Linked DNA regions of Homo sapiens: region 2 is linked to region 1. The links are chromatin loops, found by intact Hi-C in ENCODE. Cell type or tissue: endothelial cell of umbilical vein. All regions are shown on one strand.

Region 1 (4,000 bases):
TGTACACTAGAAGCCCAGTCCTCACCATTACACATTTAATTCCCATGTAACAAACATACACATGTACTACTTGAATCTAAAATAAAAATTTTTTAAAAAGTAGGCCGGGTGCGGTGGCTCATGCCTGTAATCCCAGCCCTTTGGGAGGCCGAGGCAGGCGGATCACAAGGTCAGGAGTTTGAGACCAGCCTGACCAACATGGTGAAACCCCATCTCTATTAAAAATACAAAAATTAGCCTAGCATGGTGGCGCATGCCTGTAATCCCAGCTACTCAGGAGGCTGTGGCAGGAGAATTGCTTGAACCCGGCAGGGGGAGGTTGTAGTGAGCCAAGATTGCGGCACTGCACTCCAGTCTGGGCAACAGAGCGAGACTCTGTCTCAAAATAATAATAATAAGTACGTGAGATAATTATATTTAAATTAGCTTGACTTGGTCATTTCACAATACATACAGATATCAAAACATCATGCTGTACACCATAAATATATACAATTTTGTCAATCATACCTTAATAAACCTGAGGGTGAAGAAGCACATGTTAATGTCATAAATTGCATCTTTAATATTTTGATATCTGCATTTGAATGCATTTATGTTTTTTTCAGCCTGTGGTGTAACCATAGCTCATTGCAGCCTCCACTCCCGGGGCTCAAGCGATGGCAGGGGAGTAATCAGCCTCCCAAGTAGATGGGACCACAGGTGCACAGCAACATGACCAGCTAATTTTTAAATGTTTTGTAGAGGCAGTGGGGAGGAGTGGGATGGGATGGGGGGCTGGTCTTCCAATGTTCTTCAGACTGGCTCAAACTCCTAGCCTCAAGCAATCCTGCCACCTCAGCCTCCCAAAGTGCTGTAACTACAGGCTTACACAATTGGTTTTGATTGTAATCCTATGTATTTTATTTTGGGTATTAAAAGCATGACTCTGAAATGGGTTCACCAGTTGGCCAAAGGGGACCATGGCAAAAATAAAGTATAAGAATTTCTGAGTTAGTGCAAGTTCAGACAGGAAAAAGTGAATATCCTGGGGTATAATTACTTCTGGGATGTAAACACCTGAGTAGGATCTTTCAAATAATAACTAATCACTCCTGAGTATGTATTCCTGATTAGAATAATTCGGATGTTAACTAACCACCCCCAGAGTGTGGATTAAAACTAATTAACAATGAATTGTAAAAATTGTTTATCAGTATGAATAAACATTACCGGTTTCTCCTCCACTTCAAAGTATATACTAAATCCACCCCTTCTTCCTACCTCCACTGTCCCCAGCCTAGGCTGGTATTTCAAAAGATCATTTCATAGACAGACACAATATTTTGTTAAATAATTAATTCATGAATCCAAAATGTCATAGGTTGTAAGACTCATCATTCTTTTCTGCACCCAGAAAGAAAATTTGCTGTTAATTAAATTATGACATATTATTAATGGTAAAATTCATCCTAATTTCAGAGGTGATTAAAAGTGAAAAAGATATGCATTTTAGAATAGATGAAATAAGGTATATCACACAGCTGGTACTGAAGCATTTTGAAGCAAATTATGAACAGTATACATTGCACATATACAGTATAGCATGGTAAGGAGTTTGGATTTGATTTTCTTCACACTTAGGTAAAGTCGACATTTCCGTTCTGAAGCCTGCTGACCTGCCACAAGATGGCGAGAGCTCCAAGGAGACACAGGGAGAGGCAGCAAATGGAAGTGAAGGCCAGCACCACAGGTGAAAGATCAACAACAAAAACAATGATGGGTCTGTCTTGCGGGGCCTCCATTGGGTCTATTTCAATGTTGGTAATAATGAATAGAAAGCAAGCACTTCAGAGAAGCAGAAAGATGAACATCTGATGTTCCATTCTGCCTTGTGTATACTGGGGTATACCCTCCAGACACAGGTTCATGGGCGAGATCACTTGGTTAGTGTAGACAGCTGACAATGTAGACTCATTAGCAATCAGGCTGTCAGGGCTGTTTAACATGTTTCAGAACCTTCCTCAGCCACAGGCAGCCAGGCAAACTTGAGAAGTGGCTCATAACAAGACAAGGCTTGCCACAAAGGGTTGCTCATTCCTGCTAGGCAACCCATTTGTTTTAAGCACAGGGTATGTAATAGGAAAAATAATAGGATGTGAGCTGTGGTGTATTTCTGTGGGATGAGTGGTGAGGGAGGTGAAGTCTCTCCCAGGCCATAAAACTCAGAGTTACCAATTTGGTCCACACTGGCTCTGTGGAAAGATATAAAAAGACCTGGATTCCCTCACACATTGCTGCTGGGAATGCAAAATTGTATAGCCCATTTGGAGGGGAACTTGTTAATACATAGAGCAATCTCACTTCCTGGAATCTATTCCAAAGACATACTGGAAAAAAATGCAGAATGACATATGCCCAGTGCTATTTATTGGCATTATTTATAATATTAAAAGACTGAAAAAACCCAATATAACCACATAATGGAGTAATACACAGTTGTAAAAAGGAAAATAATTCTCATATATTCACATGGAATGATCTCTGGATGTATGAAGTGAAAAAAATCAAGGTAAAGAACAGTTTTTATCATGTATCATCTTTGTGTACAAAAAGGGAAATACACACATACATGTGTGGTTATACATATATTTGCTTATATTTTTAAATAAGAAACATTAAAAGTATGAACCACAATCTTACAAAACTGGGGGAAGGAGGGAACAGGATGAAGTAATAGGAACGGAAGCTAAATTTCTCTGGATGTATCTTGTTAACTAGTTTCATCTTTGGAAGCATAATTAAAAATAAAATTAAGTGACCAGGCACAGCGGCTCACGCCTGTAATACCAGCATTTTAGGAGACTGTGGCAGGAGGATTGTTTGAGCCCGGGAGTTTGAGGCTGCAGTGAGCCGTGATTGTGCCACTGTACTCCAGCCTGGGAGACAGAGTGACACCCTATGTAAAAAAATTATTAGAAAAAATTTTTAATAATATTAACTCAAAGGGAAAATAAGAATCAATCCCAAAAAACTAAAAACAAACTGAAACAAATGAACTTCACTGTTTATCAAGTTGGTGGCATAATCATACAAATAGAATACCTTCAAATTACTTTAAAACAATATTTTGACCGTACATCCCTAATGATATATGATCTAAGGACAAAATGAAGCACAAAGAAATCTTAAACTGCTTTCCATAGTCTTAATGTTAATAGTAATATTGGTATTGTTATTTTTAAATTATTATTGGTTTGTTTAGAATTAAGCAAATAAGTATGAAGTTAATATACTTAGAAACAAAGATTGTCAGGGTAAGAGAAAAAAGACACAAGTACAAGATAAAGAAATTGGGTAAAACCCTGTACCATTAAATTTGAATTGGAAATAGCTTTATAAACTCATTATATTTTTCACATTTAAAAATATCTTTTTCGGCCAAATGCGGTGGCTCACACCTGTAATCCCAGCACTTTGAGAGGCCAAGGCAGGTGGACCACATGAGGTCAGGAGTTCAAGACTAGCCTGGCCAACATAGTGAAACCTGTCTCTACCAAAAAATACAAAAATTAGCTGGGTATAGTAGCATATGCCTGTAGTCCTGGCTACTCGGGAGGCTGAGGCAAGAGAATCGCTTGAACCGGGGAGGTGGAGGTTGCAGTGAGCTGAAATCACATTACTGCACTCCAGCCTGGGCAAAAAAAAAAAAATCCCACAAATATATATATGTGTGTGTGTGTGTGTGTGTGTGTGTGTGTGTGTGTGTGTGTGTGTTTCCTAGTTCTTTCTACCGAAAAGCCCAGAAGCAATGACAACTCAACAGCAAAAAAAAAAAAAAAAAAAAAGACCTTTAGCACCCAGCCTTTGGTCTTTCAATACCATTTCCCACTGAAGGAGTCAGAATCCTTTGGAGAAATTGCTATCCAGGTCGGGGTCAGTAAATGTATGAGATGAGCCTAGGACATCTTGCAGCAGAAAGCAAGGAAGCTATCAAAGATTACTGGGATTCTGTCAAAAA
Region 2 (4,000 bases), 130 kb after region 1:
TTGGGAGTTCTCACATGGTAATTAACTTGGCAGCCTAGCCACAGTCTCTGTGGTTTGATTATGCGAGCAGTATGGTTAAATAGTATCCTTGCCATCTTCTCCTCATCCCTAACCCCTCTCCCCAATTGACACAAATATTCTGTGGATGTACTGTTTCTGCTATATGCCCTGAAACTTCCAAAAAACCAATTACAGTTATAGTTAGTAGTAGTAAAAGTTAAGGTTGCTTAACATCTTGTGAGGCTCACCTGACTTAATTTCTGGGGATGGAAAGTGATGATAGCCATTGTGTGCCCTTGGCTATTGGTGCGGACTGTGAGCTCACGCCAGTATCCACCTTCATGAAATACAAGGCAGGGCTCCAATGGAGACTGTCGAAGGAATACTTCATAGTACTAGGAAGAGAACCGAATTATTACACAAGCAAAACTAGCAAGTTTCACAGCTGTTTACTCATGCTAGGTGATTGTTTGTGTTACATTGTGTCCCCCAAAAATTCCTATGTTGAAGCCTTAACCACCAGTACTCAAAATGTGTCTATACTTTGAGACAGGGCCTTTAAAGAGGTGATTTACTTAAAATGAGGCAGTTAAGGCAGGCCTTAATCCAATCTCACTGATGTCCTTTTTTTATTTTTTATTTTTCAGACGGAGTCTCACTCTGTCACCTAGGCTGGAGTGCAGTGGCATGATCTCGGCTCACTGCAACCTCCGCCACCCGGGTTCAAGCAATTCTCCTGCCTCAGCCTCCTGAGTAGCTGGGATCACAGATGCCCACCACCAAGCCTGGCTAATTTTTGTATTTTTAGTAGACACGAGGTTTCACCATGTTGGCCAGGCTGGTCACAAACTCCTGACTTCAGGTGATCCTCCTGCCTCGGCCTCCTAAAGTGCTGGGATTACAGCCGTGAGCCACCGCACCATGCCTGCTGTCCTTATAAGAGAAAATGTGGACACACAGAGACACCAAGGTTGGGTGCACAAAGAAAAAGACCATGTGTGGACACAGCAAGAAGGTGTCTATGCAAGCCGAGGAGGGAGGTCTCAGCAGAAACCAAATCAGTGGAGACTCTGATCTTAGACTTGCTAGCTTCCAGACAAGGAGGAAATAAACTTCTGTTAAGCCACTCAGTCTGCCGTATTTTGTAATGGCAGCCCTTGCAGACAAATACAGTGATATAAGAAACATGATTGACTGGGCACAGTGGCTCAAACCTGTAATCCTAGCACTTTGGGAGGCCAACGTGGGAGGATTGCTTATGTCCAGGAGTTCAAGACCACCTGGGCAACATGGCCTGTCTACAAAAAATAAAAAAAATTAGGCCGGGTGCAGTGGCTCAAGCCTATATTCCCAGCACTTTGGGAGGCCAAGGCGGGTGGATCACTTTGAGGTCAGGAGTTCGAGACCAGCTGGGCCAACATGGCAACCCCGTCTCTACTAAAAATACAAAATTTAGCCGGGCATCAGGGCAGGCACCTGTAATCTCAGCTACTTGGGAGGCTGAGGCAGGAGAATTGCTTGAACCCAGGAGGCGGGTTGCAGTGAGCCAAGATCGCACCACTGCACTCCAGCCTGGGCAACAGAGTGAGACTCTATCTCAAAAAAACAGCAACAACAACAACAAAATTAGCCAGGCATGGTGACACACGCCTGTAGCCCCAGCTACTCAAGAAGGTGGGGTGGGAGGATCGCCTGAGCCCAGGTGGTCAAGGCTGCAGTGAGCCGAGATCTTACCACTGCACTCCAACCTGGGCAACCTGTGTCTCGGAAAAAAAAAAAAGAATCATGATCCCTGCCCTGTAACTTTACAGAGGATGCTATCAATTATATCTTGAACTGTAAGCTCCATGGAGCTAGAGTTGTTTCCTTAGTCTGACATATGTGTTCAATAAATATTATTGAAAAATTTTATGAATGACTGAACAGGAAAGGTATTCTTATTTAGAACTTCAGTTTATTTATGGAAAATAATCTTCCCTTTCTGTGAATTCCTAATGTATTACTAAGCTGCTATGATTCCACTCTTACTTTTAATGTCCTGATATAAGCACATCATTTCTATATTTTTTCATATAACCTGGTACCAACTATATTATGGCTTAGTCAGATCCTCCATTTCCTCCTGGTATATACAAGTCAAATGCAATCCTGATTTAGTTGTTGTGATCTCAAAAATCCTTAAAGCCAATTGCTGCCATAACAGGAAACACCATCTGATTTACTAGGTCCTTTTGTTCTCATAATGCATGTGTTCTGGGTCCACTGGGTTCTCAAACAAACCACAAATTATGTAGTAAAGGGGGGAATTATACAAAAAAACAGTGCTACCTGAGAGGTAAGATCAATTAAGGTTGTACTTGATCACTTTTGCTATAATTTCATATAAGATGTCCTTGATTTTTACTCAACATAGTTTTCAAATTTTAAGGTTGGTGATTTAAAGAAAGCCTAGTTCCACTGGGCGTGATCCCTCCCACCTGTAATTCCAGCACTTTGAGAGGCCGAGGTGGGCAGATCATTTGAGGTCAGGGGTTCAAGACCAGCCTGACCAACATGGCAAAACCCCGTCTCTACTAAAAATACAAAATTTTGCCAGACATGGTGGCGGGCACCTGTAATCCCAGCTACTTGGGAGGCTGAGGCAGAAGAATCGCTTGAACCTGGAGGTTGTAGTGAGCTGAGATTGTGCCACTGCACTCCAGCCTAGGCGAGAGTGAGACTCCATCAAAAGAGAAAGAAAAGAAAGAAAGAAAGAAGAAGAAAGGGAGGGAGGGAAAGAAAGAGAGACAGAAAGAGAGAGAAGGACAGAAGGGAGGGAGGAAGGAAGGGAGGGAGGGAGGGAGGAAGGAAGGAAGGAAAGAAAGAAAAAAAGAGAGGAAGGAAGAAAGAAATTCTGACTAGTTCAACTGTTGTTTACTGGCTGGTTAGAAAGAAATGCTTTTTGGAAGCAAGATTCAAATATCATATAAAGCCTGGTGCAGTGTCTCTCGCCTATAATCCCAGTATTCTGGGAGGCCAAGGCAGGTAGGTGGATCACCTGAGGTCAGGAGTTTGAGACCAGCCCGGGCAACATGGTAAAACTCCATCTCTACTAAAAGTACAAAAATTAGCCAGGCGTGGTGGCACACACCTGTAATCTCAGCTACTTAGGAGGCTGAGCAGGAGAATCGCTGGAACGCAGGAGGCAGAAGTTGCAGTGAGCCGAGATCACACCACAGCACTCCAGCCTGGGTGACAGAGCAAAACTCCGTCTCAAAAAAAAAAAAAAAAAAGTCATATAGGTTCTGGAAGGATGGTAATTGAAAAACTGAGCTTGACCTAAAAGATAATGGGTAAATATGAAATGCAGCTTCTCCACTGTATGACCTAGGGTCTTGGTTTCTTCACTGTAAGATGGAAACTGAAACTCCTGTTCTTATATGGGAATGCTTAAGTAAGTATTAAGATTAAAGGGAACTTCTGGTTAAAATAACAGAATATTCCACCTAAAATAACAGAATATTCCACCTAAAAATCCTACTAAGTGAAAATCCTACTAAAATGAAACAAAGGAATTAAAAAGGCATAAGCTTATTTAGGTTCATTGTTTCCAACAATTCTCCCTTCTCTCTCCTGCACCATCATTGCCTTCGCTCAGTACTGGATCATTCCCATCAATATACTATCAGATTGCTTTTACTCTCCCATTTTAAGCAGAATAAAAAAGGAATCTTCTTGACCCTATATTCCCCAACTCTGCTCCTCTTTGTCGTAAAACTAATCACAAGAACTGAACCTATTCACTGCCTCCCATTCTTCTCCTTCTACTCACCCATCTGAATCAAGTCACCACTACTCCGCGAAAACAGTACACATTAAGGTCACCCCCAACCTCCTTGTTATGAAATCCAATGGTCCACTCTAAGTCCTCACTTCCTTGACCTATCGGCAAGCATTGGGCACAGGTGATAAGCCACTCCTTCTCTGTTTACTTTCTTCCTCTGGCTCCCAGGGAAACCTT

The links. Peaks named below come from ENCODE experiments on the same cell type or tissue, not always from the same donor. Only the 100,000 strongest peaks of a DNase experiment are listed, where the experiment ranks them.
Region 2: a loop joins it to region 1, with 2.8 times the contacts of the local background. A loop is called at or near these places in 1 of 110 quality-filtered maps.

The regions. Positions count from the first base shown.
Region 1 is chrX:100,893,885-100,897,884 of GRCh38, forward strand. It overlaps a transcript of XKRX not described here. Among named protein-coding and RNA genes, the nearest start is that of NOX1, 22 kb to the left of the region's middle. RefSeq lists an enhancer at 1,509-2,010. In endothelial cell of umbilical vein, a CTCF peak has its summit at 1,659 (motif pointing right); no DNase peak of the experiment used is centred here.
Region 2 is chrX:101,023,222-101,027,221 of GRCh38, forward strand. TRMT2B (tRNA methyltransferase 2B) reads right to left here. Exons shown (of 14, transcript NM_024917.6): 8 at 249-395. Among named protein-coding and RNA genes, the nearest start is that of TRMT2B, 27 kb to the right of the region's middle. In endothelial cell of umbilical vein, no CTCF peak of the experiment used is centred here; a DNase peak (open chromatin) is centred at 2,130; H3K27ac peaks cover 962 bases.